Linked DNA regions of Mus musculus: regions 2 and 3 are each linked to region 1. The links are chromatin loops, found by intact Hi-C in ENCODE. Cell type or tissue: left cerebral cortex. All regions are shown on one strand. Links, peaks and the distances in the headings refer to the core of each region. The heading gives the core; the rest is flanking DNA.

The links. A loop is a pair of places that touch in the nucleus more often than their neighbours do. Peaks named below come from ENCODE experiments on the same cell type or tissue, not always from the same donor. Only the 100,000 strongest peaks of a DNase experiment are listed, where the experiment ranks them.
Region 2: a loop joins it to region 1, with 3 times the contacts of the local background. A loop is called at or near these places in 3 of 42 quality-filtered maps.
Region 3: a loop joins it to region 1, with 9 times the contacts of the local background. A loop is called at or near these places in 6 of 42 quality-filtered maps.

What each region holds. Positions count from the first base shown.
Region 1 is chr10:116,192,860-116,203,613 of GRCm38, reverse strand. The region is part of intron 6 of Ptprr (protein tyrosine phosphatase, receptor type, R); the gene reads right to left. Among named protein-coding and RNA genes, the nearest start is that of Taf7l2, 84 kb to the right of the region's middle. In left cerebral cortex, for the core only: CTCF peaks have their summits at 4,377 (motif pointing left), 6,090 (motif pointing right) and 6,811 (motif pointing left); DNase peaks (open chromatin) are centred at 4,397, 6,152, 6,460 and 6,763.
Region 2 is chr10:115,429,652-115,440,405 of GRCm38, reverse strand. Zfc3h1 (zinc finger, C3H1-type containing) reads right to left here. Exons shown (of 35, transcript NM_001033261.2): 32 at 9,652-9,753; 33 at 8,964-9,003; 34 at 8,641-8,703; 35 at 7,635-8,510. The coding sequence ends at 8,373. Among named protein-coding and RNA genes, the nearest start is that of Zfc3h1, 50 kb to the right of the region's middle. In left cerebral cortex, for the core only: no CTCF peak of the experiment used is centred there; DNase peaks (open chromatin) are centred at 2,904 and 5,063.
Region 3 is chr10:116,011,930-116,022,683 of GRCm38, reverse strand. It overlaps Ptprr (protein tyrosine phosphatase, receptor type, R), which reads right to left and starts at 4,321. Exons shown (of 14, transcript NM_011217.2): 1 at 3,872-4,321. The coding sequence starts at 3,929. In left cerebral cortex, for the core only: CTCF peaks have their summits at 4,596 and 4,796 (motif pointing left); DNase peaks (open chromatin) are centred at 2,985, 3,432, 4,363 and 4,726; H3K4me3 peaks cover 2,447 bases; H3K27ac peaks cover 1,868 bases.

The sequences.
Region 1 (10,754 bases), core at 1,587-9,586:
CTTTATGAAATTCTTAGACAAATGGATGGTTCTGGAAGATAACATCCTGAGTGAGGTAACTTATTCACAAAAGAACATACATGATATGCACTTACTGATAAGTGGATATTAGCCCAGAAGCACGGACTACCCAAGAAACAATTTGTAAAACACATGAAACTCAAGAGGGAAGACCAAAGTGTGGATACTTTGATCCTTCTTAGAAGGGGGAACAAAACACCCATGGAAAGAGTTACAGAGACAAAGTACGAAGCAGAGACTGAAAAACTGACCAGCCAGAGACTGTCCTACCTGGGGATCCATCCCATAAACAACCATCAAAACCAGACATTATTATAATGCCAACAAGAGCTTGCTGACAGGAGCCTGATATAGCTGTCTCCTGAGAGGCTCTGCCTGTGCCTGACATATACAATAGTGGATGCTCACAGCCATCCATTGAACTAAGCATGGGGCTCCCAATGGAGGAGCTAGAGAAAGGACCCAAGGAGCTGAAGGGGTTTGCAGCCCCATAGGAGGAACAACAATATGAGCTGTGGTTCTTTAGACCGCTCTAGAGTTTGTCGATGTAATTAATATAGAGCATTGAGATGAGCACGTGGTACCCAACAGTTGCTCTGTGACTGTTGGCTGGCTTCTCATTCATACCCTTACTCCTCTTGTTACCAAGACACCTTTAGTGTGACGCGGGGTCTGTGTGGGTCTCTGTGTTCTGGGTACTTTGCTTAGTATCTCTCTTCTCACCAGTACTGCTGATTTGCCTGGTGCAATAAGTTCCTGCTGCTGCCTGAATCTTGGTGCTTCTGTTGCCAATGCAACACTCAAAGCCATCATCGCCATGACGACAGAGGTGCTATGTACAGAGTGTGTACACCTGGTAATGGGGGTGGGAGTGAGGGCTGGAGGTAGGGTTAGGGGTGAGTCCTGCAGTAAGACTAGCTATGAAATAATTTCCTTTTTGAAATTTGAGACCAGGTCTCTCCGTGTTCTCCAGACTGAGTGTGAAGTTCTGGGGCCATGAGCCCCTCCTCCTGCCGCAGACTCCAGAGTAGTTGAGATCACACACACGAGGCTCTGTGACGGGCTGTATTTGAGTTTTGCTTAAATATACTTTTAAAATTTCTTTAATAAGAATATTGTCTTACTTAGGGTTTTACTGCTGTGGGCAGACACCATGACCAAGGCAACTCTTATAAGGACAACCTTTAATTGGGGCTGGCTTACAGGTTCAGAGGTTCAGTCTGTTATCATCAAGGCAGGAGCATGGCAGCATCCATGAAGGCATGGTGCAGGAGGAGCTGAGAGTTCTACATCTTTATCTGAAGGCTGCTAGTAGAATACTGATCTCCTGGCAGCTAGGATGAGGGTCTTAAAGCCCATGTCCACAGTGACACACCTACTCCAACAAGGCCACACCTCCTAATAGTGCCACTCCCTGGGCCATGCATATTCAAATCACTACAAGTATATTAATTAGACAGGTGATTAATTATTTTATTTTAGGTAAATTAAGGCTGGTGAAAACATTGATATCTTGGCTCAACAGTATTTTACACTGTCTGGTGGCTAAGATAAGAAAGGATATCAAATGCCCTTCTCCCAGTATAAGTATGACACCATATACTCTGCACCATCCTATCATAAACAGAGAGAGACAGGGTCAAAGGGCATGATCTATTTGCCATCTAAGTGTAGGCTCAAAGCACATAAGATGGCTGCCGACTTATTTATTGTTATTTTTTATCTCGCATCAAAACTTTCCCCATTCATTTTTACGTTTAAGAAGAAATCATTTTGATAAGAAGAGCACTCTTTCTGTATATCCGAGCCAAGCTATTCCCGGGAGAATGTTCTTGGGTTGGCCCTTAGCTCAGTGCAGAACAATTACCCTGGCATTATCCCGATAACAATCCACACAAGATCTACTAAGAATAAACAAAGCACAATGGAATAAAATTATCCTCCCAACCTAGGGACAGCAGTGATATTTCAGTCAGGAAATCTAAACTTTCCCCAATGCAATAAGGCCTTAGACTCTTGTCGCCAAATACTTTAGTGACGAGAAAAAGTCAGATTGCTGAGTTCATGACTGGGCCTGCACCCTGCTGAGAACTGGTACCTCATAGCTTGGGAGTTGGTCTATGTGTCAACTATCCTTACTGTGCAATAAACTCTGCTAATTCTTGCTAAGTTCACCTGGAGCATTCTGGCTGAGGGCACACTGGGTTTAAAGGTCTTTTTAAAGCAGGGACCTCTCAGTAAAGACAGAAAGGAGGTCTCATATGCTCATGAAGAGAACGTATGCTCTCAGAACTGTGTTCACAGCAGTGGTGAAGGGTACCAGGCCTCAGGAGCTCACGTTCCTCTGTGGCCCCAGAAAGCAGAGTGGCAAGGCGGCAGTAGAAGCGGGTTCCCACAGGATCCCTAGGGGGTCTTTGTAAACAAACCAGCTAACATCTTTGTGTTAGCTCCCTGTCTGTAAACAGTCAGCATCCTGGTTCCTAATAATTTTAGTAATAAAGCCAGCTATGGGAACCCAGTGCAATGGAGCAGATAAAAGCTATTGAGGTATTGTGGAGTCTAGATCAATCGCATTTGTGAAAAATCACCCAAAGTCTTTTGATTGGTACAGTCTGAGTCATTTGATTTCCAGAGCTCTGCTTCTGGTTTGGTCGTGACTACTGTCTTCACACCAGGGGTCTCTCAGTGCTAGGTTGTTGTTGTAAGACCCTTTCTGTGACTTGGACCAAGATCATGGAGACCACAGTTCCCAAAGAGAACATTTACAAAAAATTACACACACACACACACACACACACACACAAACACACACTGTAGCTGTCTTCTTCAGACACACCAGAGGAAGGCATTGGATCCCATTACAGATGGTTGTGAGCCACCATGTGGTTGCTGGGAATTGAACTCAGGATCTCTGGAAGAACAGTCAGTGCTCTTAACCTCTGAGCCATCTCTCCAGCCCATAAAAAGAATAATTTAAATACAGAAAAACAGATCAATATTAATGTATATATGCAGACATTTAGACATGCATGCCTTTACATGTGGGTTTTGATGTATATATTTAAATGCAATGTGTGTGTGTGCATCCATATGTATAATCATCCCCAAGTCTCTGCAAAGGATCAGATCTCAGATCCAAGCAGATGCCCGCACCATCAGAGGACCACACACCGTTAGTGAGCTGGTGCTGCTCCTGCATGTGACCCAAGGCATCCTTCCGTATGGTTCAAGTCACTGCTTGTTTATATATAGCACCTACTACAATGTGGATGCCATGGGTACTGTTGTAGTATTTAATGGGTAGGAACAGGAAAAACATCTGTGCATGTTTGGCACGGGTGCCATCATTCCTTCCCCCACACATGCTGATCTACACTTGGTTGGATCCACACACTTGGAACCCCTGAGCAGGGCAGGCAAACTGCACAGATGTCTACATGGGTGAGATGGATCTCCTCTTCTTCCTCCCAGATGTTCCTCCGGATGTATGAGACTAAATTCCTGGTCCAGACGCCATTCAATCTTTTTTTTTCCCCCCTATAAACTCTATTAGGCCTTAACATTCTGCTTAGACTATGAAAAAGTTTACAAAGTTTCCCCAAGCCTGTTAGAACAGGCTTGGGAATGGCTACTCTAAAGGTCATCTCAGCTAATGTTGCATTTAAAACAAGCTGTGAGGCTTTTTGGTCCTGTTTTGTTTAAGACAAGGTCTGTTATAACCCAGCTGGTCTGTAACTCACCATGGCACCTTTCCTCCAGCTTCTTCTACATGAGATTCTAGGAACTTGGTGCCATGCCTGGCAAAGCTCTGAGTTCTGAAATTATAGCCACCTGCTTCTGAACTACTGCTCCGTCTTATCTGAGGGTCAGTGGCAAGAGAGAACGGGGAATGGAGACTGTATTTAGGGAAGTCCAGTGTATACAAGGCAATAAAAGATCAGGAAAGCATATGGGCATGACTGAACACTAGGCAGATGGGCCTCTACCCCTAGGAAGCTTACGACTCAGTTTAATAAACTATACAGTTCAGTGCTTTATGAGGGGTAGTGACTTTGAAAAACATAATTACATTTAAGCCATGTCTTCATGATTATATTCATTATTACTATTCTGAAGTTCTTTGCATGACAATACTATTTGACTTTATGTACAAACGGCCACCCTGAGGCTATAAAAGTCCTGGGTGGCATCGAAAATAAAACATAGTAATTCCAGAGAGATGAGCATTGATGTAGTGTATAAAGGGTTTCCCAAGGCAGCCCTCCTCAGCCTTTACTGGGATCACTCTAGCTTTGTAAAACCAACCTTGGGACTGTAGCAAAGGGGCCTTATTGTTACTTTGAGGAGGACCGCTGTTTGAGTGCGCCACCTACAGGTCATATAGAGAACTACACATCTAAATTAGAAAACTCAAAGTCACCCATGCTCAAAAAATACTTAATTTAGAACATAGCCTGGGGGGCGGAGGGAGGCTCCACCTTCTCAGAAGAGAAGGGGAGGGGAGATGGGGGCAGGGATTGTGGAAGGGAGAAAGGGAGGGGGCAGCGATTGGGATGTAAAGTGAATAAACAAACAAACAAACAAACAAACAAATAAACTGAAAAACGTATTTAGCAAAAAGATCTCTTGTTCCTTTGCTGCTCTCAAAGGTTTTCCATTCAGGACAGAGGAAGTAATAATTATGAACTTACCTCTGTGCATATGCTTCCAAAATCTCTTTTAACCAAACTCCTAAATTGAATTTGCCCAAACTAAGCCAACAATAAGAAAAAAACAAAAAAACAAAAAAACAAACAAACAAACAAACAAAAAAAACCCTAAAACACCCCTGCTAAGAAAACCCAAACCCAAACCTTCAGATCCATCTCTCTCTCCTTTTTGTACGCTCAGTGCCTTAGTGCATACATATGCTTTCTACTTTTTAACAATTTATCTGAGAGCAAATTCACTTTACCACATATGGCTAAGCACAGAACACCCCTTTTCTCCAATTTTTTGGCTGGACTATGTCTATTGCTCTGCCCCCAATAACTCACCGAGGAGGGAGAACATCATAGCATATACCCAGAGTTCAAGTGATGTACTCTACAAGCTGATTTAAACGAGCTGATTTAGACTCTTGCATAGAACCCTGGCAGTTGAAAAAGCCACCATCAGTAGACCAAGATGATAAAGCTCTCTGCTCAAGAACTGGGTGAACAGGGCCAGACGGTGTGCAGAGAGTGAGGGCCCTTGGGATGCTCGGCCCTAAGTGGGATCCCTTCATGCAAACCCTCCCCTCAGAGCTCAGGAAACCCCGTGGAAGAGGAGGCAGAAAGAGCCTAAGATCTAGAGGGGACAGAGGACACCAAGGAGACAGGGCCTACTAAACCCATCTGAACACGCAGAGGCAGAGGCCTGCACAGGGCTGCGATGGGGTCCTGGAGGTGAAAGAAGAGGCAGATGTGTCCCATCCTTAACACAGAAGCTATCTACAGCTGATAACCGCTTCAAATAAAGCATTAGGTTTCTCAAAGGGAGTCTCGCTGGAGAAACTACTCTTCAGGTTAGGCTGTGCACCCAGCGGACATGCAAAACTAACTCAATTGCATTTTTGGAAATTCCCACTTTCATAATGTTGTGTCTTGGCATCCCCCTCCTCCTCCTCTCTCCTCCCTCCCCTCCCTCCCTCCCTCTTCCTCCCTTTCTTTTTAAATTTGTTTTCCTACAGGTCCTTTGCAAGGCACAGAAAGGGGGGAGGGACCTGAAGAGGAGGGGAGGTGTGTGTGTGTGGGGGGGGGGGGGACTGGGAGCAGTAGAGGGAAGGGAAACCATAATACAGATACATTGTATGGATCCCCCCCCCCCCCATCCGAGACAGGGTTTCTCTGTGTAGCTCTGGCTGTCCTGGAACTCACTCTGTAGACCAGGCTGGCCTTGAACTCAGAAATCCACCTGCCTCTGCCTCCCAAGTGCTAGGATTAAGGACAAATATTTTTAATAATATGGAAAAAAAGTAAAATTCAGTTTTCCCAATTCACAATTTCACAATTAGGTGGCAAATGAATCAATAAGCTGCCTCCACTAGAGGGCAATATTTCTCTATATTGGATTCAAATGAACCTGGCCCTAAGCACAGAAACTGATTTGAGAATCTCTGGCCCCTATGCCTCTCCCGGCGTGAGGTCTTGCTAAACGGGACAGCACTTTAATTTATAATATATTCACACATACAAAAGAAGGCAACCGGTTTCAAACTAACTTAATTTGGCTCAAGTTACCTGCCTTTGATGATACATCATTTTGGGATGTTCTGTTAAACGGAGGTCATGGGCCCAAGCCCAAGGAAATCTACTGAGAGCGGGAGGGTGCCTCCCTCCAGAGACAAGCGACGTTCAGGTAGCCTGTGGGATGCACACAATTGTATTCCGAGCCGTATGACACATTTCAAACAGCGCCTTGGGTGAGAGCCTGCCTGCCAGGAAAACCCTGACTCAGTATCTAAGATTCAGAGCTGCTCTCTCCAAATAGTATGCTAGGCTTTCCCTGGGAACTGTCTGCGCCTGCCCTGATTAAAGCGAATCTTGCAAAAAAAGGGTGGCTCACCTAGTTCTGACAACTTGTACATGGAGGACTGGGGTAGGGTCCCCTAGCAAAGCTGGACAGGACAGCTACTTTTATAAAGAAAGTACTGGGGCTAGAGAGATGGCTCAGTGGTTAAGAGCACCGACTGCTCTTCCAAAGGTCCTGAGTTTAATTCAAGCAACCACACGGTGGCTCACAACCATCTGCAATGTGATCTGGTGCCCTCTTCTGGTGTGCCCAAAGACAGCAAAGAAAGTACTCTCCAAAGCGAAGCTCATACTCAACCCATGAATAAAACAATCAGTGAACAGGAGTCTCAAGAATGATGCCAAACCATTCCCCATTCAGGGTCAGAATGACAAGAACGTGACAGAACACCTGCCTTGGGATGGAGAGGTGGCTCAGTGTTTAAGTACATGTGCTGTTCTTTCAGATTCAGCCTTATGCAACACGTAGGAAGCACACTTAATTCTCTCTAAATATAGGTCATAATCTGAATGGCCACAAGAGTTCCCCAGGGTGACTGAATCTGCTCTCTCCACGGCAGGTGTGGAGATGGCTCCCACGTGACTCACCCCAGGGGCCAGGATTTCAGGATCAGGCTGGGTGCACAGAGGGCTGAGAGTCTGTTCTAGTCAATCTCACAAGGCAGCCTGTGTTCTGGGTGGGCTGGTAACAATTACAAGCAGGAGTAGCACTCATTGGGACCCGCTCTGGCATGGTGTCAAGGTGTCACAAGGGAGGGATGGGAAGGCAACCTGAGAAATGGAGCAGTCGTAGTGACGTCTGGTCGTGTCCAGTCTCAAACTGGTGGGTCACCCAAAAACAGAGGCTCAGGGACTGAGGCTGGGCCCATGATGGCCAATACATGGTGGCCAGGGTTTAGCAAAATGTCTTCTTTTTTATTTTTAATTTTAAAGAAATTATGTGTTCGGGCTGGTTATATGACTAAGTGGTAGAGTGCTTACCAAACATGTGAGAGGCCCCGGGTTTGCTTCCAACCCCTCCCCCTGAATCTACCCCTGCTAAATCTCCCTCACGCACACTATAACCTTGGCTCCCACTCTAGTCTCTACTATAACCTTGGCTCCCACTCTAGTCTCTACTATAACCTTGGCTCCCACTCTAGTCTCTACTATAACCTTGGCTCCCACTCTAGTCTCTACTATAACCTTGGCTCCCACTCTAGTCTCTACTATAACCTTGGCTCCCACTCTAGCCTCCCGAGTCTGCATCTGATGCCACTGTGTTCTCTTATGTTGAATATTTTTACATTTTCTTCTCGACTTGCCTAGAGACAAAAGTTCTACATCTTTATCTCTACTTTCTTAGCCTCCTTTTTTTTTTTTTTTTTTTTTTTTTTAAAGAAAATGTTATTAGGGAATACAGAACTCTCTTAAGAATTGTTTGCTAAACTTTCAGAACCCCCGATTTAACCTCATAAAAATGCATGATGTCTATATTGTACAAATGAAGAGGAAATTAGCTTGTCATTCACTGTTAATGAGAGCTTATATGTGTTCCCAATGTTCTCCACACTATCTCCTATTCTAACAGCAATGAGAGCGCTGGTTGGAGTGGCACGAACAAATCTTCCCCGAGGTGTCTCGCCCCTCTGTCTACAGCAAGTATATCCAGATCTAGACAGAGCAGAGACACGCCCTGCCCTGCCCCGTGCACCCAGCATGCTTTGCGCTCAGTTTTGGCTTTGAGTTTTCTTTATCGTTGCTAATATCGCATCTCACTGAAGCTTCTTTGCTGCACTCATATTCTCCACCATTTTGCCAGATGAGCATTTGGACACTAGAATGAGAAGGACCAGGGAGGACAAGAAGGCTGGGACAGACAACATGCTTCCCAACAGGCAATGGCTAATGGCTATCCGCTTTGAGTGGTTTAGTCTGCTTCACCAAGTTCCATCTTCTTGATTTAAAATCTGAAAAGGACTCTGAAAGTGTAGTGGGAAATCTGAGAAGGGAAATGACTGTGTGGCAATATGTCGTGTACCTGTTTTCTCATTATACTGTTTTTAATTTGTTTTCCATGGGATATAGGATTATGTTTGTCTTCTTTTCGCAAAAGGTGGTAGTACAGCATTTGTTTTGGGGGGGGGGGCAGGCTGCTTGCTCTCCACTTGTATCTGCCTCCCTAACAGCCCAGAAACTTAACTACAAATTACTTTGCCAATAGACTAAACTCACGGAGCACGCTTCTTTGACACACACAGAGCAAGTTTCTTCTTTTGTGAGGATCAATGGAGATAAGGCACACGAAGAGCCTGAGTCTTCCTGGGGTCTTTCATTCTACGTGTATTTGCCTGTTCTGTGTTGTGTTAGGATCCTTTATGCTGTCACGGGGAGCAAATGAGTCAGGCTGATAGATTGTGTTCAACAGTGCATAGTTCGGGTAGAACAAACGGTGTTTATTCTAAGGAGACCATGCAGAACACAGCCAGTGGCCTGGAAAGATCAAAGAAACCTGCAGTATGAACTTAACTGTGCTAGAACTGGCGGGGCAACCCTTGGAAAACACAGTGATGCTGCAGTTGTCCCCTTCAGGTCACCTCTGCTTCACCAATGCTCTCATCTTCTTCCTCGACCCAGGAACGCTGCCTGTTAAATGCATCTGGTGGCCACTTTCTGGGAGAATCACCCTCAGGTGACAGGAGCTGAGTAGGACGTTATATCTGCAGGCATCCTGCAGTGGTATGAGGGAATGGGTATCAAGCTCATATCGCTGAAGGTGAGAACCGTCCATGAGCAACCATGGATGATCCAGGGCTCCCTGTGTGGTCAGAGTGAGCGTATGAGCCAACCCCCCTTTGCTTGTCCTCGTGCCTGAGCTGCTTCTCTGCTTCCCTGCTAGGCTTCTCCTTAGAGCATCCTGTGCACAAACCACCTGGACAACGATCTGCGTCTCAAGCTAAGCCTTCACGAAGCCCTACCTCTGACCTCAGAGCAGATTTGAGATTTCACTGCCATTGGATAGAGAGTGCAAGAGTTGACTCTCTGCTCTCACGGCAGGGGGCTGATTTAAAGAATGCAGGCTTTCAATTCTAGAGTTCTTAATACAGTTTATGCCCTGGCATTCGCTCAGTCATGATCTTTATTCATATCTCCTGGAGGGAGATCAACAGGAGAAGGATTAAAAGTTTTTAAAAATTTGTTACCTATCAAAATGTATCCACCAGAGGGAGGAGGGGACAGAAGCCAGGGCTTTTGACTGTCCCAGGGGAAAAATTATAATAAAATGAAGGAGTTGGGCTTGAGTTTAGGAGAAGATCATGGATGGATCATTTTATTGCCATTTTTTCATTGCTTTTGTTACTGTGGAAATTTTTATGGCTCTGGCAGTACAATAAAGCCAGGAGCAAATAGAATTGGAGAGAAAAAGAGAACTAGGTTGTCTAGGATCTTCCAGGCAAAGATGTCTTGTCTTCTAGGTGACTGGGGGACTTTTCCATAGTAGGCTATGTTTTAGGAAGATAAGCCTGGAGAGAATACAATATGATTTAAAAGAGGGAAAAATTAGATTTAGACACAGAAAAAATAGATTTAGACATTGTATTTAAATACAACGCGCAGGTGATATATAATGTAGATGAATTCTTATGGCATTTTTATAATCAGAAAATTCAGTTAAAAGATGAAGTAATGCAAGCCAGGCCCAGGGTAAGGAGTCTATGAAGGAGGAGAAAGTAGAGAAGGAAGAATCAATATGATTTAGGGGTAATTGGGAATAGAGATAAAACAACTATGTCTAAAATTTTATGGATTTTCAATCTTCATAATTTTCAGTGTATACTTTCATACTTATCTAAGTATGTACATCTAGTCTCTGTATCTTATTTTACTTACATTTTAACAAAATTATACTACTGATACCAAGGATGAGAGATTTATTTGGCATGACCCAAGAGTCTTTTGAGACAGCTGATTCATAAGGCAGCCTTTATGATCTCATGGCTTTATAGCCAGGCTTTCTTGTAATAAAGAGGGTATTACTTTACGTCAGGACCAAGCCCTGGAAAGGAAATCACGAGGCTTTCTAAAAGGCAATTTTAAGATACATAAGCACAAGACATTAAGGCTTAAAGATGAAATGCCAGAAAACTCTTGTGACTGGGTGGCATGCTGTTCAGGAGCCATATTTTATCGCTCTTAAAGAGT
Region 2 (10,754 bases), core at 913-8,912, 760 kb after region 1:
TGATACCTCATTTCATTAGGACACAGCCTGCAAGATGGACCTCATTATCACGTTTGTTTTGGAGGCAAAGAAGAAAGAGGGGTCAACCTTGCCAAAGATCACTTGCCTGGGAAATAGTGGTGGCGAGCCCTAGACACGTTTCTGTAAACACTCCAACACTTTTCAAAGAGCAGCCCCTGGGCGTTGGCTGTCAGGCCGCACTCTAGTCTTAAGAATAATTATTTGAGATGGGTTCTCACTATGTAGCTGGCCTGGAACTCTCTCTCCATGTAGACCAACTGGCCTCAAATTCGAGAGATCTGCCTACCTCTATGCTGGGATTTAAGCTGTACCACCATGCCCAGCCCAGCAAACTAAATCTTAATACACTGTCTACTTGGTCTTTAGGTCTTCCTTCCTCTATTGGAGTTTTAAGCAAATCCACCCCACATCTCTTAAGGTCACACAGTCAGGCTTGGCATCCAAGGACAGCTAAAGAGAACTTGAACGATATGAAAGCGTTGTTTGTACCTTTCTAGCCCTGGCCTCTCACATATCTAAATAAGTACTCTTGTTTCCCACCCTTACATAGTTCCCAAGTTCAATGTAGTTTTTACTTCAAACACTTTGTGTAGCTGTGAGTACATATTCCATTTTCTGTCCTCGGTCAGTCTGTTACTTTCTTCAGGCTGTCCCACAACTGTTTAGCGAAATGAAGTTAATCCATTGTGTTTTCAGAAGCCATACCGAATCACAGAGACTCAATCAAAGGGATGCAGTGTGAAAAGAACAAAGAAAAACAAGGTAGGTGTTTCAGGTTGAGAACTCAAGTGTCACCATGAATTGTGTCACCTCTCAATTCCTCTTCTCCCAGAAGGCTCTAACACTGTTGTATTGGGGCAGCTACTAGAATTCTAGACTGCCCACTAGCTTGCTAAGAAGAAAAATTTTCTCAATTTCTTCAAGGGTCTCGGTGGACCAAGTTCACAGGAGACTTTATGCAAAGGAGCATATTCAAAGTCATTTTCTTAGGTTCCTCGTGTGCTATCCTTGTGATTTGGATTATTTAATTTGTTACTCAATTTGCAAGCTGTAAAATGGGGATTACAGTATTGAAATGGGTTGTGATATGGAACAGGGTAAACCCACAAGTGTTCTTTTCACCTTTGTTGTTTCAAGTTAAAGAATTGTAGAAAATTGTCAACAGAAGAGTTCTAAGTGATTCACTGTTGTTAGAGCTAGTATCACTTGTGTCACCCTGCAGTCTGTTTACTCAAAGGTGACATGGTAACAGTGGTATGTAGGGACTCCAAGCATGTACTCTTCCTACTTTCATTTTTGTGGTCTTCATAGCACCTTTAAGGGGGGGGGGGCTGCAGCCCCCCACAGAAGTGGTCCAGTGGGGTTTTTTTGTTTATTTTTTCTGAGTAACAGGAAAAAACATGGAAGTGGTGTCAAACTTCTGGGAAGCGTTCTTAAAATAGGTTTGTTGTACTTCCCCAGGATTTCTAATCTGCTAAGTCAAATGAAAAGAATAGGATGGCCAGGGGAAGCAGTTTAGAATCATCAGGATCAAATTTTCCCAGTGATGTGCAGTTTAGCAGACCCACCTTTGTCAAGTGCTCTCTGGACCTGGAAGGTAAGTCCCAGCTTGGTTGGGACTAGTAGTGCCTCATGGTGCTTGAATGGATCACAAGCTTTAATTTCATTCCCCATTTCAGCCTTTGGCTGTGTACCCATGTATAAGACCATAGCAACCATATCTGGTAAATCTTTGAGAATAGAGTTCACACAGGATGGAACAAGGAGAGCAGAAGCAGGCCCCTCCAGCTCTCTGGCATTATGAAGCCTTTTTGCCACTGACCCATGTACAAGACATGCCAACCATATTTAGTAGTTCACTGGGAACAGTTTCAGGCCAGTTTGACACAGCCGAAGTCATAATTTGTAGGGGGGGGGGATATTTTTCCTAAGTGTGCCTTCAATACAAACTATATATAAGCTTCTTGCCTGATGAGGTCATTTTATGATAAGCTTAAATTGGTCAATTTGCCAAGCCTTTCATAGGCAAAGCCAATAAAAAGTGTAAAATGGTTTGGTTGGCTACCCTTAATTCATTATTGAGAGGTCTTAATCCTTTATTATACCACAGAAACCAATCTAGTCATCACAATGGGCATTTAGATGAAACTTCAGGTCAACAGCTTTACGGACAGCCCCTGCTCCAGTTGGGAGACCACATAAGGAGCTGGGAGCTGTGTAAGGGACTGGGGAGGGGAGGGGAGGAGAGCAGAGATTGGGATGTGCAGTGAATGAATGAATAAGTAAGTGGGAAAAAAAAGCATCACTAATAGATGTTTGCACGTTAGAAACCATGGCACGCACAGGCAGGTTCCTAGCTGCAGTTTTGCAATGCCGAGATAAAACCCAGGGTTTCAAATAAGCTGGGCAAGCGTCCTACACTGAGCTGTACCCCACACCCCAAGGTCTCTGATATATTTCTCAGAGCAACTCAATCACACCTGAGCAATGTTTGGGTGAGAGTAACGAAACTATGCTCATGGGAAACAAACAGTTATTTTATAGTGTCGCCGCTCATTCAAAATACTATTTATGGTTTAGATGTGTTTTAAAGATAGCGTCCATTGTGGATGTCGAACACCCCTAATGTAAGTAGACACTTTTTCACACATTATAGACATGAGTGTGATAAAGAAACAAGCAGCACTCGAGTCGCTGTCACTGCAGCGCTGACCGATGGCAGCTCTAACACTGAGGTTCCCCGAGACAGGAGCTTCTCCACTGCTTCCACACCTTCAGTTCCCTCAAGCTTTCTCTGGATCTCCATCTGAGCCAGCATACAGTGCCAACTCCCTCCCCAGGCAGTGTCTTAAACCTTAAATGTGCTATATGATTTGCCAAGTTGAGGGTGTTTGGCATTAGCAGCAGATGCCCTGATTATCTCCACTAATGTAGACAGACTGACAGTAATCCATCACTCAGCAACTCCAAGCTGTGGCCTTCATCTTCACAAGGTAAGACTATGGACATGACTCAGCTTGTTTAATGGACCAAGCAGTGGAGAGCCACCTTTGTTCAGCTGACCTGATAATCAGCCTTGACGTTTTCCAATTACCAACTTAGAAGGGAAAATGAAGTATAGACTCTTTAAAGATGACTGTGAAAATTTTTATATTTGGATTAAGCTTTTTACTTAACTCATTAGAGATGTTCCTTGAGGTATATTTTTATATATTTTGTACCTTTTGTCTTTGGAGCACCCCCCCACCCCCAGCACTCACTGTAGCCACACTGGCCTCACAGTTTTCTCTGGATTTAACTTCCAATTGACTGCAGGTATTCCTGCTACTGAGCTAAAATGTCATATGAAAAAGTCATTTAAAAGCAATGAAGACAAGGCTGGGCAGTTCTTCCACATAGATAAATAACGGTCACTCCTAAGATTCAATGGAAAATAAATGTGTGGCTTTCAGGGAATTCAAATCGTGCTTTGTGTGCTTTATGTACTAAGAAATTACAAAACTAGCATCTTTACTTATACAACACATTAGGGGCTGGGGGGTAAAGCAAGGAGGAGAGCTGGTCCCAGTCGCACTCGCCCTACCGAGGCTCTAGTCAGATTCGTGTGGAGTTTCTAGGCAGAAGGCACGCCAGGAGGACCTTTCTAGCATTCCCAGTCTTATTTGTCATGTTTAACAAGTGGAAAATTAATTTAAACAAAGGAAGCTGTTTTGGATGTTACTTCTCTTTGAGACAGCCCTTACAATGCATCCCGGATGGTCTGGAACCTACAACCCTCCTGCCTCGGCCTCCTGAGAGCAGCACAGCACTATATGGATCGCAGGTTGGTTTGGTTTGGTTTTTTATGTTTATGTTTCCAGAGACATGTAACCCTTTTACAACACAGGCTTTACTGGCCTAGTAACACCAGTTTTCATTAGTCATCCTCCATGAGCTGTAATACTGACTAAACCCAGAGGGCCTTTTCCAAATCAAGTTCAGAGCTGCTGGGAGGGTGTCTCCTTAGCATACTGTTCTCTGTTTTGGTTGGAATGTATGGGAACCCTTTTATTCATCTCTTAACACAGAGCATAAACAGATCTGTAAAGAAAATATGCCCAATTCTGTTTTGAGAAAATGCTGAAAAAGGTCTTACAGCATCCTTCTTGCGAGGACCATGGAGATCTATTCTAATACCTGTGAAAAACAAGCACTTAAAAGTCTCTTCACATTTCTTGTCGACAGCAGAACAGTGTACAGGAGTACTAGCCATGACTGTGGTGTGTGTGTGTGTGAGTGTGTGTGTGTGTGTAGCCATGACTGTGGTGTGTGTGTGTGTGTGTGTGTGTGTAGCCATTACTGTGTGTGTGTGTGTGTGTGTGTGTGTGTGTAGCCATGACTGTGGGGTGTGTGTGTGTGTGTGTGTGTGTGTGTGTAGCCATGACTGTGGTGTGTGTGTGTGTGTGTGTAGCCATGACTGTGGGGTGTGTGTGTGTGTGTGTGTGTGTGTGTGTAGCCATGACTGTGGTGTGTGTGTGTAGCCATGACTGTGGTGTGTGTGTGTGTGTGTAGCCACTACTGTGTGTGTGTGTGTGTGTCTGTGTACCCATTACTGTGTGTGTGTGTGTGTATAAATGTGTGTGGGTGTAGCCATGACTGTGGTGTGTGTGTGTGTGTGTGTAGCCATGAGTGTGGTGTGTGTGTGTGTGTAGCCATTATAGTGTGTGTGTGTGTGTGTGTGTGTGTGTGTGTGTGTGTGTAGCCATGACTGTGGTGTGTGTGTGTGTGTGTGTGTGTAGCCATGACTGTGGTGTGTGTGTGTAGCCATGTCTGTGGTGTGTGTGTGTGTGTGTGTGTGTGTGTGTGTGTGTGTGTAGCCATTACTCTGTGTGTGTGTGTGTGTGTGTGTGTGTGTAGCCATTACTGTGGTGTGTGTGTGTGTGTGTGTGTGTGTGAGAGAGAGAGAGAGAGAGAGAGAGAGAGAAATGATGGACAGAAGGGATGGGCAGCACGCCCAAGAGGACTGCTCACTGCCCCATCCCCATGGTGAAATGCAGAAATGAAGGATGCTTGCGAGTGGACAAGTGGGTGGCATGTGGGAGGGTAGAAAGAGAGCTGGTGAGAGAGAACAGAGAACAGAAAGAGAATAAGGTTATTTGAAAGCATAATTCTCAAATATTAAAGGTGACTAAGACTGTATCTTCCCATTTTCTCCTTCATTCAGTTAACACAAAAGCATAAAAGTAGACGTAAAGCAAAAAAGTGGCCCTGCATGGATGGATCTCCCCTCCATGCACCTACCCTTCCACGGCCCTAAATCAATATTTGAACTGCAATCTCCAATAAAGCCCCTCTGTAATTGCTGTCAGTCTCAATCACCTTCTGCTTGTCCGCAGAGCGCCTCTACCGCTTAGATGCTGCACCTGGAGATCCCTGCTTACTTTATGATGTGGTTTATATGCCTTTCATTGAAAGCAACCGCCCTAGATAATCCAGTGAGAAAAACGTTACAAGGTCCACTTTCCGTTAAAAGACAAATACAAATATTAGGCTATTCTCTAAAATGAGGAAAAACACGTAAAAATTCAGTGTAATCTACGACTTCATTTCCTTTATCATAGATAAAGCCCTACAGCATAAAACGCCTTTTGTGTCTGTCTCCAAACAAGAAAGAGGATGCAGGAGGCCACGTTCTCACTGATACTCTTCCCTCACCCCACCCCTCTTTTGTTTTAAAGACTTTATCTAAAGTCTATCTAAAGACTTTATCATAGAGCATGTTAGCCATTCCAATTTTAACCCAAAATTTTATTAAGTTATTGTTGGAAGCACTTTATAAAAGGAAAGAAACTGAAAGCTGAAAGAACAGGAGCCTTACTTTGAAAGTGTTTGCTATTTTTATGTAACTGCTAAAGAGGGTTTGTGAATGACAGGAGAAAGGCCAACATAAGCCATCATCAGGAGGGACAGGGAGCACACACCTGTGATCACAGCACAGGTGTGAGAGGTAGCCGTGGAAGGACTGCCTCAAGTGTGAGGCTAGCTTGATCATATATAGGGAGTGCCAGGCCAGTCTGGGCTACACAGTGATTTAAAACCAGGGAAGAAAAGAGTCAATTATTAGATACCTTTATGGTTCAGCAATCTGACAACTGATCAAGAAAAAAGCAGCCATTCCTATATGGCATCTGAACTGTAAACCCTGAGGTTGTTACAATGTACATCTGTGTGCAGCCTCTGTGGATGTGGTGTGTGTGGAAAATAGCTATTGTGGATGAAACCACTAACACAAAATAAAAATAAAAAAAAATATGGGGGCTGGAGAGGTGGATCAGCAATTAAGAGCCCTCCCTGTCAGTTTTGATTTCTAGTACCCACTTGGCATTTCATAACCATATCTCTAGTTCCACATCTAACACCCTTTGAGGGTACTGCATGTACACTGCACACAGGCATATATGTTTATGTATGCACATATGTGCCCACATATAGGGGACAAAACACCCATACACACAGAATTAAACCTAAGGAAAAGAATTTAAAGCTTAAAACTTGACTTCTAAAAAGCTGTGACATTTCAATTACTATTACAAGTGTGAAACTATGGAGAAACTGATGGGAAAAACTTATCTATGGTGATGGAGGAAGGCGCCCGCCCACTACTGCATGTGTGTAAGGCAGAAGACAGCCTGTGCTCTCTCCTTCCACTGTTACATGGGCTCTGGGGACCACACTTAGGTTATTAGCTTCACTCAGCCTGCAAAATAACTGCTGAGTATCCTGAAATAATTTAAGTGTAAGCACATAAGCATAATTTTCAAATAATCACAACAGGCAATCCTCTCAATGATAAACACTTAAATACACACAATGGAAGGATAGCCCTCTGGGATTTGTATCTTCTAACAACATTTTCTTGGTTATAGAAAAAATCCAAAGCCACTATTTTGATTTTTGGTTAAATGAAGGACACTAGACAAATGAGTTCCATTCTTGACATAGCCAGACAGTATAAACTAGCAAATTATGCGTCACCTTGTAGGCACACAGTCTTCAAACTACAGTTTTCTGGTGAGTAGGCACCGCACAAACTAAGGACGTACCAACGTGCCTGGTGTGTTGGAGCTGCTTCTCTGCTCTCCACGGTCAGGCCGCACGCAGCTGGATGTGAGGCCACATTTACTGCATTGTTCAGTCATAACTATCCTAGCAAGGCACAAACAACTCCATAAAAAAAAAAAAAAAAAGAAGCCGGTTCTCTTTCCATGGCCTATGTAGTAACAGAAGCCAGCATGTCTCTGGGTAGATAACTCAAACTGCAACTTGGTGACATTAACCCTGTTTTTGAGAACACAGTCAGTGCTTAATGTAAACCTATCTGCTCACTGTTCTCAAAAGAGAAGGCCTGTGCTCACCAATTAAAGTCATTTGTTTTGTTGCTGTTTTGACCGGGGAAGGAGTTGCAGAAGAAAGCGATGGTATCAGGGGAAGAACCCCTAGCTCCTACTTCAACCCTTACCCACCCGAGACGTGAACAAAGAGGACCATTATTAAAAACTTATATTAAAAATATTTTGCACGACAACCACTTAATACTTCAAAGTAGTGAACACAAAACAGTCCCACTATTAACTGTTCTTTAAACTGTTAAACTTTATTATAAATTAAAATTTCTTTACAAAAAAAATTGCACATAATATTTGACCACTCTTAGGTTCTGATGCACTGGCATTTGCAATAGTTTCTTTAATCTTCAAGTTAAACAGTCTCAGCAAGGAGTCCAGAACGTAGAAAGGGCAGTCAACAACCCTGCTAGAACATTCAAGTGCAACTAGCAGACTTGTGGCCGCGGCAGTTACACTTTCCTTAAGATGGACTGCTTATGTTTAAAACCCTGAAATGAAGAATCTCAGAGACTTAGAGGAGGAACTAAAAGGACTGCCTGCTATTTTACTGTAAACACGGCCCTGGAAACTAAATCCCAAACAAGAATCTCTCAGGCATCAGAGAGTGTCAAGTGGACCAGGATAGCACAACATAAAGGTAGGGAAAGTAAAAAATGAAACCAAAAACAAAGTAAAATTAAAATAAACGTCAGTCGCTTTGAGGAGCTATACTTACGTACATGATGTTAGAGAATCTGGCAGGGCCCAGAAGCAGGCCAAACAGGAAGTTCATTTATCCATTCCAAGAGTGTCATTCATGTTCATTGCTTCCGGTTTTACGGATAGGATATTGTAGGAAACTTGATATGATCAATAATGCTTGTCTGCCTTACACAGACCTTAGCCAGGGATCAGCCTAATCTTGAAGAATCATTCAAATAATTTTGGCAATTATTATAAAGGCTTAGAACTGACTGCACCCAGTGTTCAGAGATTCTTGCTTTCTGTTTTGTTACTGTTTAAATTTAAGAGCTCATTTAGGCTGACTCCAATCTCTTGGCACTTGGAAACTAGTTTTCTCAGGTTATCAGTTTTACCTCCTTCTGATGCTTCAAACAAGAGTTGCTGTAAAAGACAGGGAAGCATAGAAGTAAGAGAGAGCGAGGTTTTGAGCATTTACCACATCAATGGATATGGCACATGCAGAAAATTTATAGGAAAACATCAAGATAAAATAAAAGATAAAAAGCATTACATCTTTCCATAGTGATGCACAAAGAGGTAACTTCTGTAAGGCTCTCTGATATAAACGGTGGACCTATAAGACAGACAGACACACACTCTGTCAGGAAACATGATGCACATTTAAAAGCCTGACTGCTTCAAGGCAGAACTTTACAATACACTAGAACTCAAGTCAAACATGGCTCTCTTGGGCTTTAGAGATTTCAAATAGAGTTTTTGGAAGGTTAACTTCTTTCTATCTCTAATCCTTTTAAAGTGAGAGGCCAACACAAGGGGCAGAATAGCTAAAAGGAGAAAGTAGCCCATCTGATAATCCAATTACAAACCACTTACCTCTCTTTGTCCCTTTAGAGCAATCTCAGCAGCAATGGCTCTAAGGGAAAAAAGGAATATAGAAAAGGGGGAAAATTTATATATCTTCAAACAAAATGAAACACAGCACTGGCAGAATACTGATTGTGGGAATCTGAATACAAAACTTCCTGAAAGTAACAGGCTAAACTTCCAAGGAGTGTAACCTATAGTGAAAAGAAAAATTCAACAATTTTTATCAACTTTACAGGAATAAAGCAGACCAGTGTGTGAACATGAGTAAGATTCATGGGAGGGGGGAAAAAAAACAAAACAAACTCAAAACTAGTAAACCAGGCCTGGCACTACACCTTTAAAATAGGAAAGAAACCAGACTATAACAGGGAAAACCCTACAATTTAAAGATGGTCCTAAAGTGCTATACACACTTATTTGTTTAATAATATTGTTATCTAAATGTTCTTCCTCATTAAAAATACTACTACTACTACTACTACTACTACTACTACTATTATTATAGCCCTCAGAAGCAGCTATTAATGAGCAATTACTCACTCTAGGTATTAAACCACATCAAGTACCCAAAACAACTCTATACTAGGTCTGTCTATTGGAGGGGAGATAAGATGCTATTTCAGATTTACCTGTCTGGAGCAACCCTTACAAATAAAAGCATAGCTATAAAACATGTACATGATTGTTGCATTACATTTTCCAGGTGGCCAGGCATGTTGGGATATTATATGTAAACATCTTGGCTTGGAGTTTCAGAATCTGAACATTGCTTTCTTCCCATTCATGTTGAAGTAGCCTGTAAAGTACATTCAGGAAAATGAACAAAGCACTCAAAGTGTATGGTACCCCAAACGCGCTCTATAACAGAGTGTACAGCAAGCTACAAAGGTTGGCCAATTAAATCCTCCTAACAAGGACATTCAGCAGATATTTATAGAATGCCTGTTATGACAATTGTTCCGGGATCACAATGTGCTAAACTACTATTCTACAGGTATCTTCAACACCACCAAAAGCTCATGTTTTCCTGTAGGAAACAAAAGCAATCTCATTACCTGGTCCTCTACCAAGTGTTTCTAAGGTAATGGTGATTGGTATAATACACCAATGTAACTTTAAAACACATTTTCTTTCCTAGAGCAGACATATGAGTATTTCTGGGACTAAAATGGAAATATAATGGTAAGTGTTGGGCTCTGACTCTCCTGGTGGGCAGAGGGTAACAGGAATACCCAGAGGAAGAATACGCCAAACCAAAGGAGGACGGCCTACCACAATTAAATTACCTATACTGTAAAATGCTTATCATAAAAGAAACTAGATATAAACAGAAAAACAATGCAATCATATTTTCTACTTCACATGCATATCAAAGGTAATTTTCTTTATTCAAATTTCCACCACTAGCGTCTGAGGATTAACACAGTTGTCATGAAATTTAATTATAGAATTTCCTCAAGAACTTAAGACTTTTGATTATTTTTCAGTTGTACTATATTTCAGATGTATAATACATATATCTCATATGCATCACAGCATGGAAAATACTCTTTAAAACAAAAGAAAATATCTGATAAGCACCTTAGGTAATTTATAAAAACAGCTCTATGGTAAGATGTAATCAATATAGGGAAAATGACTGCACAGTGTGCAATGCCTGTGCAGTGTGCAAAGCCTGCAGTGTGCAATGCCTGCAGTGTGCAATATCTGTGCAGTATGCAATGCCTGCAGTGTGCAATGACTACAGTGTGCAATGCCTGTGCAGTGATGTCCAAGCACGGACAGGTTAAAGCACTG
Region 3 (10,754 bases), core at 1,541-9,540, 180 kb after region 1:
GCAAGATCCTTCTAGGAACAGACAGACTAATATGAGCAGAGATAAGTTTAAAGAGGAAAGTGGTGGAGGTATATAAGAAAGAAAGGAGAGAAATAGAATATTGTAGACCTTGCATGTTTTAAGGGCTGTTTGGTTTGACTAATCTTTGAGATTGGACAACCAAAGGATATGATATAATCTGAAAACACAATGCTTTTTATGCTAGATTGCTCTTTTTCTTGAGCATATAATTTCTGCAAATGACTTCCTATATCCTTATGGCTCCATGAAAGGCACTCTGTCCCTTTGGGAGACTGAAGAGGTGTGCTATATAATTCTTGGAGAATAGAGGAACACCTTTGAGACATACCCTGAAGAAATGTATGTCATTCAGACAGGACAACAGGAAGGACAGGATGGCAATCTGAAGTCACCTTTTCCAGTGCATGGGTTGAAGTCAATCTCTTTACTATCACAACATTCGTTGGTTTTTTGTTTTGTTTTGTTTTGTTTTGTTTTGTTTTTTTAGCTTTTAGATGATAACTTTTGAGAATATCACAAAAAAATTTACTCCTTGGCATTGAAAGTACTACCACATTAACATAATCTCCTCAAATGGAATATGACTCATTGGGCAAAGAATGAATGAGTACTGAAGTAAATAAGCGGTCTGTGAGTCTTCCACACGGTTGTTCTTTAAGCAATCTTCCCATTGGCATGGCTTTTGGTTAACACTTGGATATCTATGAAGTGGGCTTTTAAACTGGAATTTCTTTGCTCTATTGGATCCCAGAAGATTCGAAGAGTAAGGACAGCTAAGGAGAAAAGGATTTGTCACCACTAACACAATGGTGGCTTATTCTATTAGAATCAGTTTTGCCTACGTTTCCAGCAACTACTTTATGAGGACGTTATCGATGGCATCTTAGAATACTTCATAGGTGGGAGAAATTGGCTGAAGGGATGGGATGTTAGTGCTCTTAGCTATATTGGGAACTTGAATTTTTTGTAGTATATAGTAATAGGTCTGAGAGCCTGTGTGTTTTTTTTTTTTCTTCCAGACTATGTTGTCAGTTGGCACTACTGCATCTTGTTATTTGTGCCTTAAGCAACTTAAGCAACTGGCTGGACGATAAGTATGATTTGTTTCTTTAGATCTGTGGCAATTAGCTGTCACGTGTCATTCAACTTCTTAGCTATGAGCTAAGCAGCTTCGTTGGCCTTCCTTACCCAAGAATGACAACTGCATTGCACTGTTTGCCCTTCCCACAGACATGACAAACATATCACAGTTTGCCCCCTATTGAGACTGCCAGAACTTGGGGTTACCATGCCATAGGCAACCATACCAAGTAATTGGAGATGACACTCACATTGAAAGTAATTTCCAGCCTTATCGTTAGAGACATGGCTATGCCCCAGGCAACAATTCCCAGCACAGCTGAGAACACTTACAGTCCATCTCATTATTTAATTTACTCCATTTGTCGAGCATCCTAAGATACCATCATTTGTGATACCACCATAAAGTAGTTGCTGGCAACCTGGGTATGACTGATATCGAGCAATTAGCTTTTCAGCCAAGCAGCTAATGTGTATAGGTGTCACTGTCCTTTCTAAAAATAGAGTCAGCCTCTGCCCTGGGAATGTGGCTTTCTTTACAAGAGACAAGCTCAGATATTCAACAAGTAAAAGGCTTGGAGGCTTCTTGATCTCTGCTCTCCCAGCCACTTACTTTCTGATTACCTAAATCTGTGGGAGCAGAGGTCAAGAAAGCCACATTTATTTGAGTTCTGATGAAAAGCCCAAACAGTAATATTAGGTAGCTCTGATGCATTTTAATCTGATGACAGCCTGTGACCCACAAATTGCTGTTTAAAATTAAAAATGAATCCAAAATGAAACTGGCAAGACAATTACAATCCCAGACTTGTAATCTGCTTTGACAAGACACCATTCCAAAGCACTGTATTAAATACAAATACAATTAATGTATATGTAGCATACTGCAATTGAAACCTGAAATATGTAGTAAATCACCAGTTGCCTTATGAAACTAAACTTGGCTGGATAATCTTATTTTTAATCTTTTTTTACATGTTAAGAAGGCAAAGTGCAGATTATAGATTTGCTTTGACTTTTGTAATACACACTTTGGCAAACCTCCAGACATCATCGAGGGATGCAGACTTCATCGAGGGATGCAGACTTCCAGGTTTCACCTCTGATGAGAAAATGCTCTCTATTTCCCTTATCCCCAGGGTTCATCCATAATAAATTAGAAATGTTTTCTGCATGCTTAATATGAAGTCTATTTATAATTTCAAGCTTATAACTACTTAGTATGCATTAATTACAATCCCTAACATTTGTTTATACATAATTTTCAAGAATAACTTCACTGATGTATTTTATCAGATAATTAATTACTTAACTGGATAGCAATGAAAACTTTTTTTTTGGCAATGGCTATTTTTTCAGTTGTACCATTAAACAGTATTGGATGTAAAACAATAACAGTGTTCATGTTTTCATCATCATATATTTTAACGTTAAATAATTACATGTGGCAATGAAATGTTTGCAAATAATTTAATGACCAAATCATAGCTTTTTCTCCCACTGGTTTTTCAAGATACCAGAGAACCACTGAACACCCCACAATGTAATATTGTATCTATGATAATTAACACACATCCTTAATTATAGCCTTATTGTTCCTATACATTGTTTGTTTCTAAATTCACAATGCATTTAAATAGCAATTGCTGGGACAAAAAAAGTACTACATCTCACTCCCATCATTGCATACATGAAAAAAAAAACACTCAGTCTTTTGGAGCACTATAACAAGGATTGTAGGTGTGTGTGTGTGTGTGTGTGTGTGTGTGTGTGTGTGTGTTCACAGTAGCATAATACACTCCCACTCGGTGTACTTAGAGAAATGAATGCGTGTGAAAGAAACTCAAAGAAAAGGTCTGTGCTTGCTACAGGATCACTGCATGGACAACTGCGGTCTCGGCAGGGTTCCTGAAATCTCTCTGCCATGTTTTATTTTGGTTCCCGTGTGTGAAAATCACCTAGGGTGCAGTCCAGTGAGCCTGTCCACAGGGTTAGAGGAGCCAGGTGACACCGAATATAAAATTCCTAGGCACTTTATCAGCTGTGCATCCCTAGAACTACACAGTGATTCTTGTGTCCAATCTATTTTTATGTGTTTACACTCTCGCTGCCTCCCATCCAATCTATCCTGGGGACACAGTGATAAAAAACCCCCAGGCTTGTCAGCGTGGTTGGGTTTTTCTTTACTGACTGCGGATACTGACCGTGGTGCTGAAATAGAGAGGAGCCTCCGGTTTGAAACCTTTCCTTCCTCTTATTGGTTCAGAAAACCCGAATGACAAGAGCAGGGGCCAAAGCAGCCTAGAGCAGCATGATGAATAAACCGAGCATTTGGCTCTTAGGGGCGGAGATGCAGACCGTCAGGTTACAGACAGGGCATCCCCGTGAGCGCTCGCTACACTGGGAGATCTTATGGATGTAGCCGCTGCAGTAGGAAGGGCTTCATCCAGCAGGGTGTCTCATCTCTTTTTCCCTGTAAAATGTGCAACCAAGCGCAAAGCCTAGAAGCACAAGCAGGAAAGCTCAATGGAGGGGGGACCAAATCTATATTCACATTAAAAACTGTTCACTCTTCGCCATGCAAGATAAAGAAGGGAGAGCTGAATTTAGCCTAAGTTTTCAGCCCTAGCCTTCCAACAGGTGCACTCTCTCACCCCTCAGACATTATCCCAAATCTTTCTCTGCCAGGCAAGCTTTCCCTGGAGTCCTCTAGCGTGTGCTGTTTCCCATCTTCTCCTTAGCTTCAGCTCTGAACCCCGCAAGCCCTTACCTGCAGCATGAAGATTAAGAAGCAGGCACAGCGCAGGGAAGCCGACCGCTCTCCTCATAGTGTGTGCATTGAGGGTCAGAGGAGAAACTCCGCCGCAACCCCACTCTAGGCTAAGTGCTATTTGAGAGAACCACTGCCAAGAGTCCTTTGATCCCGGGCATCCGATGACAGGGTCCTCCGCTGGGGTACACAGAGCAGTCTGTGGCGTGCCTACAGAACCGAGCACCTGCTTCCTCTCCGCAAGGGATGGGGAGATACGAGAGTAGGATGCTGCGGGAGATGGGGACTCGAGGCTGATGGGGGCAAGACGCTCAGAAGAGGTGAGAGTTTGGCCTTCTGGAAGCCCGCAGCCGGTGGTGACAGTGGGGTGGACTCTAGTGCCAGCCTCCGAGCCAGGCAGCGCCTCTGCTGCCTGTGCAGCTAGCAGCAGCCGAGACACACCGAGGCACTGAGCATGCCCAGCTCCGGCCCTGGCTAGGGAGTTTCAAATCGAAATTCCACCTCTCCGGGTCTTAGCTGAGACTGCGAGGGGAACAAGCTCCACGAGGAGGAGGAGGGGGAGGAGGGGCTGGAGGCTAGCTTTAGGGACCTCCTAAATCTGAGGTCCTAGAGTTCCTCCTAAATCTGGGCGGGGGGAGGAGTTGAGTGGGGAGGGAAGAGGCGGGGCCAGGACCACAGAAACCCAAGGAGGGAAGTGGAGGGGGCCACTCATCTGGTTCCTTCCTCACATTTTTGAATCACGCGTGGACTCAGCTCACTGTGGCAACTAAATGCTTGCAGGCTGACCAGTTTCCCAGTATGTCCCCACCCTAGTGAAGCATAGGCAAGCAGCGAGTTCTGGCCTGGTTGGGCAAATGTTCCCACTTACAGCCTGCTGTGTTTAAGCAAACGGGATATTCCGAGAGCGCCCCCTTCTTGCCAATGAGCTCACCCCAGGCTTCTTTCTTCCAATCTTTGTACTTCCACTAAATTCAAGCCTCAAGTCTTTGACTGGAGTGCTTGAAAACAGGGAGGTCATACTTACAGGGTAGGGAAGTACACCCGTGTAATACGAAGGAAAGGAACGGTCTTTGGTGTTTTATGGAAATAATTACCTAAGATTTTATCATTAATTTAAAAAATAATGTATTGGGGTATTTTGCTTGCATGCCTGTCTGTCCACCACGCCTGTGTGTCATTGCCCTCAGAGGTCAAATGAGGTTGTTAAAAGGCTAGGATTGGATTTATGGATGGTTGCGAACTGCCACGCGGTCGCAGGAATAAGACCCGGGTCTTCTGGGAAAGTAAGGAGAGCTTTTCACAGCTGAGCCACTCAAGCCTTATCAACTTAACTCGACTTCTCCGCTCCAATCCTGTACCTTTAACGAGGCTCGCACAGTGTGCAAATATATGCACTTTTAGTTCCTTTACCTAAGTTGGTAGGATGAAGATCCTTACCATTCTAGTGACTAATTACTCTAAGGCCAAATGTCCCTCAGCCAAGCTCCCTTCAAGACTGTTCATCTTCTGCTTCTATTCGCAGGTTTCCCTTCTGCCTCTTCGGCAATGGACCTCACTCAGACCACTGCCCACCCAGTTGCTTACAAAGGTCTAAATTTGTTTTTTTCTTAAGAAGCTTTGGGCTAACCTGACATTATAATGTCCTTCCTCTTCCCCGCTTTTTGAACACCGCCACACACACACACACACACACACACACACACACACACATATATATATATATATATATATATATATATATATATATATTTTTTTTTTCCTCTCTCTCTCTCAAACGGTTCGTTTATCTGTGACACACATTTCGCCAACTGCAGGCTCTTTGAGAAGCTCTAAATTTTGCATTAACTTAAATTGAATAAAATCGTGCTGGCCAAATACGAGGTAGTAATAAGTGCTCATTGAATTGAACTGCGAGGCTCATTGAGTGCTTTCTTCCTGCATCCCCTGAGGACTGAGACAGCTAATAGGAAGCCAGATAATCAACAGAACCGAAATTAGGACCGGCCTCAAAGGCTCTGGGTGCTCAGGCAGTGCCACCTATTTCTTTTATAATTTTTTGTATCAAGAGCTCTGAGAAGACAAGGCCAGGAATTAAACTCTAACAGGTGGAGTGTGAGCAAGATGACATGTATTTTTAATACCTCACCATTCTCTCTGTCCTAAAAATAGAAGCATAAAAAGCACTCTTGCTGCTCCCCTGGTTGTGCCTGTGACTGTAGTGGGCTCTGCCTCTGAGGACCAGAGTTTCGCCGAGACTTTTCTGCAATCTTTTCTGCAGCTTTGACCCTTGCATCAGAGTTTCTTTTTCTGTTTCTGTTTGCCATATTATTTTCTGATATACAGGCAGTTATATTTCTATAGTTTATATTCTTTCATCCATACTCCTTTGGCCCTAGGATACAATCTCTAGAATGACAGAGTTGTAGACAGGGTTTCTATTCCTGCACAAAACATCATGACCAAGAAACAAGTTGGGGAGGAAAGGGTTTATTCATCTTACACTTCCCACATTGTTGTTCATCACCAAAGGAAGTCAGGACTGGAACGCAAGCAGGTCAGGAAGCTGATACAGAGGCCATCGAGGAATGTTACTTACTGGCTTGCTTCCCTTGGCTTGCTCAGCTTGCTCTCTTATAGAACCCAAGACTACCAGCCCAGGGATGGCACTGCCCACAAGGGGCCTTTCCCCCTTGATCACCAACTGAGAAAATGTCTCACAGCTGGATCTCATGGAGGCATTTCCCCAACTGAAACTCCAACCTTTGTCAAGTTGACACACAAAACCAGCCAGTACAGACTTTTGGGGGGCTTTACTCACTTTAAGTAACCCAACTGCCCAGACCAACACTTCACACAACAACCATGCTCAAAACCAATAAAGGTCATCTGGATGAGATGCTCCAAAACAGGTGGGCAGCCTGGCTGGTACTGCTACTGAATTTATCTCCCAGATGCACTGTATACCCATGTTTAGAGGTAAGTGGAGTAAAATCCTTCTTAGCTATGACTGCTGGTGCATGGATGGAGTCAGGAGGGAAATAATATCAGTGTGCTTGCAGAAGATGCACCTTCCTAATTTTATGCCTCTTTAAAACAATATTCAAGCTTACATAAGTGTTCAAGAAGATAATATGGCTACAGTCATGAATCCATGCTGCATCAGTGCCAAGAATATCTTGCTTTTCCATAGATAATTCTAACCTTTACTTTGGGGGAGGGGGGATGTAAAATTTCAATTAATATAATTGGTTTTGACTTTGCCAGCAAGCAGCCTGCTAGCTATGTACTTTGCCTAAGGCTACAGGTAGCTGAATGAAAAACCACATGAAAATCTCTTTAACAGGAAAATTTTTTTTTTCTATTTTGACTAGAGTAGTTCAGAATTGTAAAAATAACCTTAACTGGGCTGTTATTTTGGGGCCTGGATATTCATTATTACTTTCCTACTCAAAAAATAAAATATAAAAAAGATAGGGGGCAAGAATACTGGCTCATCAGTTAGGAGTATCCCCAAACCTACGTTGGGTGGCACATGACCACCAGTAATTTCAACTCCAGTGACTCTAACCTCCTCCTCTGTCCTCTAAGAACACCTGTACACAACACATGGCATACACGTGGATAATATTATCCATTTTTGATTTAAAACATATTTCCTACAATAGATTCTGATCATTGTTTCTCCTTTTTCATATTCTCCCTACCTCCTCTCCCATCTAACTCTACACCCTCTTCTGGTAAGCGTCCACATTAGCCTGGGTATACAGAGTTGAAACTATCCACTTAGGACATCCTTCTTGGAGCACTTGAAGTGGACAAATCAGGTTCATCGACTGGGTTTCTTATTATTTAGGCTTCCATTATTTGGACAGAGTGATGGATAACATTCCTTAAAGCCTTCCTTCATGCCAATCTCTGTCTTAAGCAAATGAATTCCCAGTCTAAACTTTCACAGTAGCCAACTCAAAAGTAAGCGGTGACAGCTAGCAGAAATCTAAGTATTCCTTGCTAACGTAGGCATTGTTTGTTGTTATGTGCAGCCATGGAGACTGGCATATTTCTGACTCTCTGCTTTGGCAATATATGCCTCGACACTAATCCCATCTAGAAATTTTGATACCAGAATGCTCTGACAAGTAATCTCACAGAACACGCATATTCACACTCATGTGTTCAGTGGTAGGCTGCTCACTTGAGTTAGGTAGGTGGTCAGAGATAGGGCAAGAGATGCTGACCCTGAACATCAGTAAAACTCTGATTTTAGAGACTTTCCACAGGAGAATGAATCATTCCTTATGGTAGTGGACTCTTGCCTTAGAAATGCCCTAAAAAAAAAAAAGACTACAGGCTACGCTTAGAAGAACATGTCAGCAGGAGTTTAAGGAAGAATGGAATAAATGATTTCTCTGTAGAGGCTGTGGAAAGAGGTGGAGAAAGAGGTATAACAGGCAGGGCTGTATTGGTAGACAGCAAGAAATGGATTGAGCCTGGGTAGCACATTAGCTCTGTCTCTGCTCTACATGAGGAGAAACATGGGATGGGGGGTTGTGGTAACCAGTGTAAGGGACATGAAATAGCTAAGGAGATACAGGGGCTTCCTATCATATGTGGAATCCATAGCTACCAGTGACCAATTCCTCACTGAGACTTACCCTGTCCTTTATAAAACCTCATGAGCAATCTCAAAGACCATCTTCTTTTGTTTGAGAGGCATCTTTCATGAGAGGCAAAGAGAATAGTCTTCCACGTAAAGAGCTGATGCGAGCTGAAGAATATTTAGAGTAAGATGGCTGAGAATGAAAAGGAATGACCTGGAAAATTATAATAAAAGACATAAGGTTTAAATTTGTGAATTTGCCATTAAGTAAAAAAAAAATATATATATATATTCTCCAGCTGTATCAAGGAAGAGCCATCGACCCTCTGCACTCATGAAGAGAAGTACTACAATTCAAAGAATACAAGTTAGCACCCTGTGCTTACACAAGAGCTTTGTGGAGTATTGATTTATTTTTGGAATTGAGGTGACAACCAAAACCCATGTAGCTTAGTAGTTTCACTGGCATGTTGTATCCAACCATTGGCCAAGCTGTCTTTGAGCTCAGGTCTTCTGACTCATGGTTCTGTGCTGGTGCTATATGGGATGTATCACTTCTGTTTAGGGATTGGGCTCACTTCTGTTGTTCAGCCATAAAGGATGAAATCTGTCATTCACAGCAAATGTGTGGAACCAGAGGACACTAAGTTAAATAAGCTGGACACAGAAATTAGATAACTAGATTCCCCCATGCTCACTCACATAATGTTGAGGCTTAGAAAAAAATTGAACCTGACTAATGAATAATGATTATGGGAGATGAAGGATGGGCAGGAGAAAGGAATTAAACAGGAGTCAGGGGGTCTGGATTTGACTAGTGCACACTGTATGAATGTGCTGAAACACCACACACAACTCATTAATACTTACAATTAATAAATGCTGATCAAAATAAGGCTGAAAGTTATTGGGGTCATCTTAAGTTCATAAAATAGTATAATAGTTAACTAAAAAGCACACCAAAAAATTTCCAAAATATGAGCTAGAAAAGATTTAAGTTGCATTTTTTTCTCTTTCAAAAAACAGACTTCAATATAGAAAAATCACAATATTATTTTATAATATAACATTTCTGGTTTTGTTGAGATTTATATATTTGAGTTATTTGATATATTTAAGGTATATATTCTAAGAAACAAATACATATTTGCTATGTATGTATATATGAATCATTCTGTTTAGTAAAATACAAAATATCACAGGATGTAAGTGCCTGTACATTTTGTTATGAGTTCACTATTAAAATTTTATTTCAAAACTCTCCTTAGATCTAGCTCTTGGTACCAACACATCATCCTGTCATCTGTTCTGTCACTGCACAGGTTGGATTCATCCAAGATGTTGGTAAAAGATTTATTTACAAACCATTGACTCTCTTGTATTAGCTCTCTGTCCATCCCAAGGCATTCATCAGGCAGCACTTAGATCATCCATCATCCTGACCTGCACAGATCCTTCTAATGTTGCTTAGACTAGCTACTTGGGAATATCTAAACACGTGCTCTATGCTGTTCTTTCAAACCTCCTTTAATCAGGCCACTCTGGAGCTACTGGGACTATAAGAATATCCAAGGGATACAGATATGAGTAGTCAACCCTTCCATCAATCTCCATTCCGATTGCATTGCCTTTCCACATAACTACAAGATGATCTAATAGTGTCCCCATATATGAGCTTCTATGCTTCTCTGACTGGCTGCATGCTTTCTCCAACTAAGATGCAGTTCTGTTGTTTTCTCTTTCTCATATTTCTTCCTTCCCTTGATGCAGATAGACTTGTCTACAGTAGTGAATGATGGAGTTTGTTAGTCTATAGGAATGAGTAGAGATGTTTTCAAGATAAAATATCCTCTTTAAAACATCTATATCTCTATGACACAGGATGGCGAGTCAGAAAAAAAAATCTTACTAAAAATTTCCATTGATTGTGTCATGACCTCTAACTCCAAGAATTAACCAGTACTCTCTGTGTAAGAATGTTTTTTGGTTTATTGAATAGAAAGCATTGGGTTCTTTTTGGGTATGGAGGCTCCCACCTGCCATCCTAGCACCTGAAAGCCAGAGGCAAGAGTATTGGTGTGAGTTTAAGGCTAGCATGGACTATAGAGTGAGACCCTGGAAAAACAATGGGAGTAAAAGAAACGCCATGGTCTGGGGTACTATTAGTATTCAGCAAATAGAGCAAAAAATATGGTTTAAGCTGCAGTGTGATATGATACATCACCTATATTCTAAAACAGTGGGATAATATGATGACATTCCATTTATAAAACATCTGATTTTAAA